Linked DNA regions of Homo sapiens: region 2 is linked to region 1. A link is an interaction called in ENCODE POLR2A ChIA-PET data of the cell type or tissue named here. Cell type or tissue: PC-9. All regions are shown on one strand. Each heading gives the region's core, and the rest is flanking DNA. Links, peaks and the distances in the headings are about the cores only.

The links. Peaks named below come from ENCODE experiments on the same cell type or tissue, not always from the same donor. Only the 100,000 strongest peaks of a DNase experiment are listed, where the experiment ranks them.
Region 2: POLR2A ChIA-PET joins it to region 1 with 7 read pairs; 2 of 35 experiments call an interaction of 5 or more read pairs at or near these places.

The regions. Positions count from the first base shown.
Region 1 is chr11:76,688,802-76,694,172 of GRCh38, reverse strand. It overlaps the pseudogene GUCY2EP. Among named protein-coding and RNA genes, the nearest start is that of LRRC32, 21 kb to the right of the region's middle. RefSeq lists an enhancer at 4,567-5,371. In PC-9, for the core only: no CTCF peak of the experiment used is centred there; no DNase peak of the experiment used is centred there.
Region 2 is chr11:76,836,750-76,842,120 of GRCh38, reverse strand. No RefSeq gene overlaps it. Among named protein-coding and RNA genes, the nearest start is that of ACER3, 21 kb to the left of the region's middle. RefSeq lists an enhancer at 1,955-3,154. In PC-9, for the core only: no CTCF peak of the experiment used is centred there; a DNase peak (open chromatin) is centred at 2,580; H3K27ac peaks cover 655 bases.

The DNA.
Region 1 (5,371 bases), core at 248-5,247:
CACCAGGTGATGATCTGATGACTGCCTTTCTTCTCAGCATACAGAATTCATGTCAGCCAAAGCACTGTCCAGATACTGCTCAGCCTTGATGAAAGCTACCAAATTGATATCAGAGGTCAGACTGAGCTGAAGGTGAGAGAATTTTGTGGTCTTTGTGGGAAAAGTCTCCAAGGATCCAGTTTCTGTGGGAAGCAGGAAAGATTCTTATCTGACTGATGTGGCTGCCCAAGTTGGGGATGTAGCTGGTCACCTTTACATGCCCTCTATGCTCTCCAAATTCTAAAGAAACATTGCTTCCTGGGAGCCATCTTGCTCCTTGTGAGAGGAAAGGCCAGGACAGAGAAGTCACTTCTCCTGATGACCTGTCTGTGTAGCACGCCAGTGTACAACACACATCAAAATATTTATCACTCATAGTAATAATGAAAGGAGCATCGTTGTCCCCATTTTACAGTTGAAAAAATTCAATTAAAGAGGCAGAGTGGCTTGTCAAAGTCACATAGCTCGTAATTCAGATCTCATGGCTCCAAAGCTTGTGCCTTCTCCATAGCACTGCTGGGCTCCTGCCCATCCCTCAGAATCCCAGATCAGACATCACCTCTCACTGCAGCCTACCCTGACCCAGGAACACTCATCTTCCTCCTCCTTCCCCACAAACAGTGACTGCCATGCCTTCTCTGTGTACCCACCAGTCCCAAGGCCAGTTCTCTGCTGTTACAGTGTAATGTTGGGTTGTTAATGCTCATGATTACCTCAAAGGCAGAGAAAGGTCTGTAACCTGTGCATTCTCTCTCAACATTACCATTCTATAAAGGCAATGGTACAGCATTCCTTTCAGTGACTTTTCTTCCTACCCCACCTCCTCTTCCTCAAATTCCTAAGCTGAAGCCAGGTCTAGCAGGGAGACCGGAGCAATCTAGCTTAAAGGCCTGATGCACTGGGTCCCAGAAATTCGGTGCCATATGGGACTCACTTCATTACACTGTGGAACGTCGGTGCAGGAGGGTGCAGCACAGAGACGGGCAGCAACTTGTTCATGATCACACAGCCCGTGAAGGCCAGCAAATGTGGAATCCTTTGCTCTGTATGGCTGGGGTTAGGGGAGAGTGAGCTGGAATAAGTCAGGGCAGATGTGTCTTATTTAGGGGGGTGAACACTGGGCGTCCTGAGGAATGGATGACTTATGCCAGAAAGGGACACAGAGAGTTGTGGGGAGGGCAGCGAGGCGTGGAGAGGGTAGAGAGGCGTGGGGAGGGCAGAGAGGCGTGTGGAGGGCAGAGAGGCGTGTGGAGGGCAGAGAGGTGTGTGGAGGGCAGAGAGGTGTGTGGAGGGCAGAGAGGTGTGGGGAGGGCAGAGAGGTGTGGGGAGGGCAGAGAGATGTGCGGAGGGCAGAGAGGTATGGGGAGGGCAGAGAGGTGTGCAGAGGGCAGAGAGGTGTGCGGAGGGCAGAGAGGTGTGGGGAGGGCAGAGAGGTGTGCGGAGGGCAGAGAGGTGTGGGGAGGGCAGAGAGGTGTGGGGAGGGCAGAGAGGTGTGCGGAGGGCAGAGAGGTGTGCGGAGGGCAGAGAGGTGTGCGGAGGGCAGAGAGGTGTGGGGAGGGCAGAGAGGTGTGTGGAGGGCAGAGAGGTGTGCGGAGGGCAGAGAGGTATGGGGAGGGCAGCATGCCAACCTTAGGCTCTTCAGGCTGGCCCAAGGGCTCCAAGGACAATATTCATCCCATAGAGCCCTGGCCCAGGATGGGACATGGAACCTCCAGCCCAGCCAGCCCCGACCCTCATGTTCTCAAGCCCCCTCGCTCCTGACCTTCAGGAGCTGCATTCCCACCCCAGGGGAGGCCACCATACCAGGTCCTTCCATTGTGAAGGCTGGAGAGAATCACAGATGGTGGGATCTTAGCACTCTAGATCCGCTGATCACAGGGCTCATGATTCTTTTCTCTCTCTCTCTCTCTTCTTTCTTTCTTTCCCAGGCTGGAGAGCAGTGGCGCGATCTTGGCTCACTGCAACCTCCACCTCCCAGGTTCAAGTGATTCTCATGCCTCGGCCTCCCGAATAGCTGTGATTACAGGCATGTGCCACTGTGCCTAGCTAATTTTTGTATTTTTTAGTAGAGATGGAGTTTCTTCATGTTGGCCAGGCTGGTCTTGAACTCCTGACCTCAAGTGATCCACCTGCCTCAGCTTCCCAAAAGGCTAAGACTATAGGTGTGAGCCACCATGCACCCAGCTGGGTTATTTCTTTAACAGAGAAATATTAACTTATTTAGTCTTTACAACTTTGTGAGGTACTGAGGCAATGGAGGCACAGAGAAGTAAAGTAAGTTGGCCAAAGTCACACAGCTAGGAGGCAGCAGAGCCAGGATTTCAATCTCCAGGCTCTAGGCTGCTCTCCATGGAGCTGTTGAATCACACATTTTGTCCTTGCTCTTCAGCTTGAGGAGGTTTGCTTGGGGAGGGACCTTCCCATCCCCTTCCCTCTCTCTTCCAGGGGAAGGGCATCGAAGAGACCTACTGGGTGGGGGGAAGGCAGGCTTCCCCAGGCCCCTCCCCGCACCTGTGGACATCAGACCTGGGTGAGTAAGAGAGATTTCCCAAAAAGCTTGGACGTTTTTCTGATTATAAAAGTATTTCCCGCCTAGTGTGGAAAACTTGGAAAATACAGAATTCTTCGAATATTCAATAATCCCCGTCTTTCTACTCCTGGGAGGTAGCTGCTGTTAGCACTTCAGCAGGGCTCCTACACACCTGTTTCTCATGTGCTTGGCGTGCGTGAGGTCATGTGGCCCAGATCACTTCTCATCCTGACCTGTGCCCTCAGCTCACTGTCCTGAGCACCTTCCTGTATTGTTCAGAGTACTTTATAAACATACCCACAGTAGGCCAGGCACGGTGGCTCACGCCTGTAATCCCAGCACTTTGGGAGGTCGAGGCAGGTGGATCACCTGAGGTCAGGAGTTCGAGACCAACCTGGCCAACATGGTGAAACCCCGTCTCTACTAAAAATACAAAAAGTAGCTGGGCATGGTGGCGGGTGCCTATAGTCCCAGCTACTCAGGAGGCTGAGGCAGGAGAATCGCTTGAACCCAGAAGGCCAAGGTTGCAGTGAGAGGAGACTGCGCCATTGCACTCCAGCCTGGGTGACAAGAACAAAACTCTGACTCAAAAAACAAAAAACAAAAAACAAAAACCATAAACATACCCGCAGTGACTGCATCTGGATTGCAACATGTGGACACTCCAGGATTGCAACATGTGGACACTCCAGGATTTGCAAAGCCTATCTCTATTGCAGAGAATGCAGAATCTTTCCATTTTGAGCTGACTACAGGTCATGATTTGCTAAACATTATCATGCATTTATTGCTATTCAGACTATTTCTGCAGATGACAAATTTTTAGATAAAAAGAGCACCCACATTTTGGGGGCCATGTGAAGCAGATTCTCAGAGAGCTTGTGCCTGTTTGGTGGTTTGTCTCTTCCCTCTGTCCTCTGTCCCCTAGAACCCATGTCCCTCACTGAGGGCAATATAGATGGGGTTGGGGAAGGGAGAAAAGTTAATAACATTTTACTTCAAAGTGCTCTTCCCTACCCACTTCCACCCCATCAGTGGGCAGGCAGTCTGCAGAGGGTCGGAGGGCAAGGGGCACAGGTGTCGCCAATTGCCAAGAAGGTCCCAGAGACCATAGAGGCTGACTGGCTGATTGCACTGGTAGGGAGGCTGAGCGTGGGGAAGGGCAGGGACCCACCTGGCGTGCTACATTGCCACCACATCAGTGCCTGGGCCAGAGCTCAGGCTTGCTGTCTCCCTGCCCAGAATGCACCCTTCATCAAAACTTCCAACGGGCTCTGCTCAGTTCTTCCAAGATAGCCCCCCACCCAAGGCCACCTCTTCCCATCCCTCAAAGACAAGCAATATGGGCTTCCTGGGAAGGGACCACAGTTGGAGCAGCCCAGGCTGAGCATCCTCCAACCAGGCGGGACTGATGTGAACAGGGCAGGTCACAGCAGCCTTTCCCCTCCTGCTGTTGGGGGGCCAAGGCCTTGGGACCCCAGGGAGCCTGGGGCACAGCGGTGCCTCAGGGCAGGAGTTGCTGCCGTTCATCTGAGTTCCCCCTTGCCACACACATCAGGGTCCAGAGGGGCTCCCAGCAAGGGGGAGAGGGAAAGAGAGTGAGTGCGTGGGCAGAAACCAGCATAGGATGGCGAGCCTCCCGGGGTGCAGACACACAGGGACACCCTTTTCACAGGGACACGCCAGCCTCTTAGAGGCAGAGCCAGCTTGCACTGGTAGAAAGGCCTTCACACGGCTGGGGCCCTTCTCCTTTGCAGAGTGATGGATGGCCTGCGGGACAGGCAGCGTGATGTGAACGCAGGGCTCAGGCCTGGCCCTGACTGTTGTGTGGCAGATCTTGCTCCTGTCTGGGCCCGTTGGGCTCTGTGGCTGGACTCAGTCCTCAGCTCCCCCGTGGCCCTCTTCTCCCTTCCCTTACGTGGAGGGCCTCTCCTCCTGTTCTCCTCCCTGTGTCCTGAGGAGTGAGCCCTCCTCTGGCCTTGCCTCCCTACCAGCGCCCACCCCACTGCTCATCTCCACTCAGAGCTCAACTTCTCAGGAGCTGGCGGCTGCCGCTGACTTCACTTCCTCACCTCCCACTCCCTCCTCGGCCCCCGCAGTCTGACTTCCACCCCCTCGGGCCAGAGGGCTCTTCGGAAGGTCTCCGGTGACCTCCGTCCATGTCACCAGATCCGGGGGCAGTTTCAGTTCTCAACCTGACTGCTCAGCAGCGTTCGCCCTGCTGCCCTCCTTTTCCTAAAAGCTCTTTCTTCCCTGGCCTCCTCCTCTGGCACCAGCTCATCCTCCCCTTCTTGGGGCCTCCCTGTCTACCCAGACACTAACGACACCCAGTACACGTCTCGGGCTCCCACCCCACTGGGCACCAGGCTCCCGTAGCTCTGGCTGCTCACTCAATGGTTCCTTCTGGGGCTTCACAGCACCACGGATTGCAAAGCTCCAGCAACCCTTGAAACCTGGTCCTCCAGCATCCCCAGTCAGACAGCCCAACACCATGCCAAGCTCCTGGCGTCTCCGCACCTACCCCTATCCATTAGCAAGTCTGGAGCCTCCAGAGCCTCTGGGGAGGCAGGTGGGAGTCCTTGCCCCCTCCCAGGCCTCAGGCTCAGATCCTGCACACAGGATGTGTGTGTGCCTAGCAGCCCCCACTCCATCACACATCCCTCCTCCGGCTGGCTTCTCCACCTCCCTGCACCCACCCTGGCCCAAGCCACCACGTCTCTCAGGTGGCCCGCCGCAGGGCTCCTAGCCAGTTCCCTTCCATCCATCTCTACCCGGCAGCCAGAATTATCTTTTAAAAATACA
Region 2 (5,371 bases), core at 157-5,156, 150 kb before region 1:
ATATTTGTTAACTCAGTCTGTGCAGGACTCTGAGCAGGGCCCTGGAGAGATCTGGAAAAATGAAACAGGTCCTTTAACGTGAGACAGAGCATGCTAAATACCACTAGAGAGGTTCTCTGGAACTGCAGGGGAAATGGAGATGAAAGGCACAGACCCTTGCTCAAAGAGCTTCCACCTGGCGGAGGGATACACTGCAAGCTGGGTAGAGTTATCAGAATCATCACAGAGGTAGAGCAGAGCTGTGGGTGGTCAGAGCTTGGGGACAAGAGACTGAGTGATAGGGAAGGTGGAAAACATTGGGTGGGAGATTAAGGCTCTTTTATTTGTGAGTGGTCAGAGCTTGGGGACAAAAGACTGAGTGATAGGGAAGGTGGAAAACATTGGGTGGGAGATTAAGGCTCTTTGTTCTAACTCTGAATGGGCAGCGTCAATTTGAAATGGAATCATGGTGGGTTTCAGGGATTGAGAGGAAGGGGACAGGGAAGGATGAGGCTGGAAGGGAGAGACTGGTGGGATGCTGTGAGAAAGGGGATGGGGAAAGGGGGGACAGGAATTGCCCAGAGAGGAGCTGTTTGCTTAGAGAATGGGTCCATGGGTAGGCTTCCCTTCTGAAAGACAACTTCATGACATGGGGAGGTTTAATGTATCAAAGTCTTGCCCCTCTTATTAGACTCATGTCTTTAGTCATTTAATTTTTCTTAATTTCAATTACTTCATCTCTAAAATGAGGTTGATTATACATACTTCATATGGTTGTTGTAAGGAATGAATTGAATCAATGTCATAGCATGAGTGCCCTAAGACATACATATAAGAATGTTCCTGGCTGGGCACAGTGGCTCATGGCTATAATCTCAGCACTTTGGAGGCTGAGCTGGGAGGATTACTTGAGACCAGCCTGGGCAACACAGGGAGATCCCCGTCTCTACAGAATATTTTTTAAAAATTAGCTATGCGTGGCGGCATGCACCTGTGGTCCCAGCTATTCAGGAGGCTGTGGTGGGAAGATTGTTTGAGCCCAGGAGATATAGGCTACAGTGAGCCATGATCATGCCACTGCACTCCAGCCTGGGCAACAGAGCAAGACCCTGTCTCAAAAAAAAAAAAAAAAAAAAGGATGTTCCTAGCCATGCTCTGTGCAATGCTGGAACCCTGGAGCCATTTAAGTGTCCCTTCACTCAATGGATAAATTGTAATGTATTCATAAAACACAATACTATGTAGACAAGAAAATGAATGAATGAAAAGTCTAGGCATCAACAAGAATGAGTCTCTGGAACATAATGTTGAATGAAAAAAGTGAGGCTCACTCCTGTAATCCCAGCACTTTGGGAGGCTGAGGCATTGGAATCACTTGAGCCACGATTAAAGTAATTTATATAAATAATGTTTTTAAAAAAGAAAAAAGTGAGTCACAGAAAAATACATACTCTCCACTTCCTTTAACCTAAAGTTAGGAAACATGAAAAACTAAAAAAAGCACTTTGAGGATAAAAATATGTGGTAAAACTATGAAGAACAGCAAGGGAATAAAACACAGAAAATTCAGAAGAATGGTTATCTCTGGGGTGAGAAGGAAGGTGATAGGGTGGGGTGTTCCTCAGGGCGGAACACCGAGGAGGTTCCAAAGGTAACAGTAATGTTCACTTCAAAAAACTGGTTTTGGGTGCATGCGTTTTGTTGTATCATTCTTTATACTTTTTACCTACTTTGTAAGTATTTTTACCTACTTAATTTTATTACAACAATTTGAAAAACCTATCCCATCGAATACCAACTGCTGTGAATTATATAATAGTTGAAAAAGACATAAGCAAATTTAGAGAATTAACTTGGAATGACTTGGCTTTTGGTGAATTAGCTTCTAAGATATTAACCATTCAGCAAAGTGATGGTTTGAGGAATTCTTCATTTGGCCAGCTGGCTTTCTGTGATTTACTTGTAGAAAAAATGACCTAGAGTCTGGTGTTCAGTAAGATCAGGGCTATTAGAAGGAAGAAAGAGTGGACATGCCTGGAGCAAGGATCGTAACTCCGCCTGGAAGAGGAGGGGAGGTTTGTTGGAGATCTGTGTTGAGTCTGGAAGAATGAGTAAGCACCGACCAGGTCTGTATCTGTGTGTGTTCTGTCATGTATATGTATATACGTGAGTATATACACATGCTATTGGGTGTGTATTGATTCAGAATCGTTTTATCCTTCCGTTGACTTGAACATTTTATCATACCTAGGGACCCTCTTTAATCCTGGTAATGCTCTATCCTTAAAACCTCTTTTGTCTAATATTAAAATAATTACTATACCAGCATTCTTTTGCTTGATACTTGCCAGGTATAACTCTTTCTTTACTCTTACTTTCACCTTTTTTTTGTATTATTTTATTTTAGATTCATATTCAGCAAACAGCAGATACCTGGTTTTAAATATTCACTTGAGGAAGATGGTATTTTCCAAAGATGGCTGCACCAGCCTATGCCAGTCCCAGTGTGAAACTGATCCTCCTCCTTTGAGAAGTGGAGTCTGTGTTCACTGCCCTTTGATCTGGGAGATCCTGTGGAAGTGACACTCTATGACTAATGAGGCTAAGTCACCAAAGGCAATATATTCTTAGGACACACACCTTTGGAGCCCGGGGCTAGCATGCTGGAGACACCAAGGGGAAGGAACACAGAACTAGAGGAAGAAGCTTGAGGAACCCTGGCTACTAGAGTCTTAGTGCAGGCATGAGAAATGCAAATGAGGAAGCCTTTAGGACACTCCATTCCCAGCCACTGCCTGACTGCAAAATGAGGAGACTGAGGGTCAAAGGGAAGGGGAGGCTGAGAGTGGGAGGGGGGAGAGTGAGCAGCAGGGAGGAAAGAGTGAGGGGCAGAGAGAAGACGAGACCAAAGGATGTGAGAAGAATGAAGTCATTAGAATATAAACATTCCAGAATGTATTTATGAACATGTTATTCATGAATATGTTTAAGAAAAGGAAACATCACTGATATAGTCTTATTCAGGAGTAAGAATGTATTCTTCAAGAATATATCTACATTAGAATAATACGTTCTGGAATATTAAGGATTCTTCTAGACATATTCTTTTCCGGCCCCTGCATTTCCCCCTCTGTCCCTAAGGCTTTCCTGCTCTCTGCCACTCCCCAGCAAACTCCCCTCTCTCTCTGTCCCTCAGTCTTCTCCCTTCTGACCCCAGTGTGTCCCCTTGTACCTCCAGTCTCCCTCTGCCCGCTGGATGGAGCCATTGTCTGCTGGTACTGACTCCCCGCTCCTAGCAGAGGGTCCCTTCTGTCTACTCCAGGTCCCTCTAGTTGCAGCAGCTGGGAACCAAGCACAAACTGAGCCCAGTGAGCATTCCTCAAAATACTATCCTGAAGATAAAGTAAAGACCAGTCAGCTAAAGGCAGCTAGAAATCTTAAAAAGTTGTTCAAGCTATCCCATCCAGTGAAAATCTCCATTTACTTCTTTTAAATAGTTAAAAAAAGGAAATTTGGAGACTTGCTCTTTGGGACTTAGCCATGCAGTGACTTTCTCATTCAGGGCAGTGTCTTTGAACACACTGGCCTGCTTCCCCAGACGGGGCGCTTCTCCAGGGCAGGATTCCGGTCTAGTTTATCCCTTTGTCCCCAGTGCCAAGCACAAAGCAGCCACCGGCAAAGCTTTTTTAAAGAGAAGAACAGACACATTGAGTTTGCACATTTGAAGCCAGGGCCAGAACTTATTTCCTGCCACCCTGATGGTAACAAAGATGCATTTTGCACTGTGCTGGGCTGTCAGCAGCCTGTATAACCTGTTCATTGATCCAACAATTTGGGGGTTGTAGGGAATTTCCCGAGGATTTTGCCACTGAGAATGGAAGCCAGGGCACAGGAGCCTCAGAACAGCAGAAGCTGAATTATCTTTTTGCTAGTGATCAATAGGATCCTGGGCTGTAAGATAAGATGTGAGAGATCCTGTCAGCCTGGGTGGGACCTTGGCAGCTGTCCCACTCTGGTTCTCACTTGACCTCCTCCCTCCCTCTCCCCTGTATACAATGGGGTTCATTTTCAGTTCTCCCACAGGCTGGCACTGTGTGAGGACTCAGTGATGAGAGTCATGGTAGCCCCTGACCTCAGGGCTCCCAGACTTGGAAATGAGGCAGGTTTGAACCCCATTCATATCCATATGGGGGATGGCTGCAACCATAGCAACCTGACCATACAAGCACTGCCTAAAGGGAGTGTCTGGAGCATAGAGAATGCCCAATAACATTTATCGGGTGAATGTGTGGTTAGTGCGGGTTTCTCTTCCTGGGTCAGCCATCTCCTCCTTCACAGAGCAAGTTTTCATCAGAACTGGGTTGGGAGGCATGGACACCTGCTTGTCAGATGATGGGAGCAGGGAGTGGAGGAGGGGGTTTCATTTGAAGAAAAGGAAGCAGTAGTTTCCTAGACAGAGAGGTCTGAAACAGTGTAGGGCTACTGTGGCATTATAGGTAGTTCAGGAGGAATGCAAGGAGGTGCCTCGGGGGAGATGGGGAAGAGGGGAAACAAAAGATATCAGGCTGTAGAGGGAGGCTGAGGCTTTTTCTTGTGGCACTGGGGAACTCATGACAGGTTGTCAGCAGAGGAAAGACATGACCCGATTTTCATTTTAGAAAAATGGCTCTGGTCATCTGTGTGGGGCTTAGATGGAAAGAGGGGAGACTGTTAAGAGGCTGTTGTCACAGTCCAAGTGAAAGTTGATGTGGCCTGGCTTAAGGGAAATAGGAGACTCATTCAAAACACCTTTACAAATTAGAACAGACAAGACGAGGTGACTGATGCGTCTCTCAAATATGTGTTATGTTCCTGCTGTGTTCAAGAAAACATAGGTATGTGAGAGAGATGAGAGGTTCAGAGATGGAGGAGACATGTAGACATGTCCCTGCCCTTACAGTGAGGACATGCATTCGTTATCACGTTTACTGAGTGCCCGCTCCGTCATGCGCGCAGGTAAACACAAGGTTCAAAGCAGCAAGTGCACAGGGAGCAGGAATGTGAAGTGCTGTGAAAATTTAGGTGCAGGAAGGACCTTGGAATATGGGGTGTGTGATACTCACGGGAGGCTGCTCCAGGCAGGGGAACATTGTGAGCAGAGGCACAATGATGTCAAAGCCTAAGGAACTGTGGCTTGGGGGGTGTGGGGCAGAGGGTTAGAGGGGGACAGAGAGAGAGAACATAGCAAGGACAGCCAGGGGTGGACTGTAGTGAGCCTCAAACACCAGCCTAAAGAGCAGCGGTGAAGAGGGCCAGTCGCAGGGGTCACAAAGCCTTCCGAGCAGGACAGAGGCATGGTCTGAGCTGTGTTTTACAAAGACAAATCTCATACCATGCTCAGGACAGCTGGAAG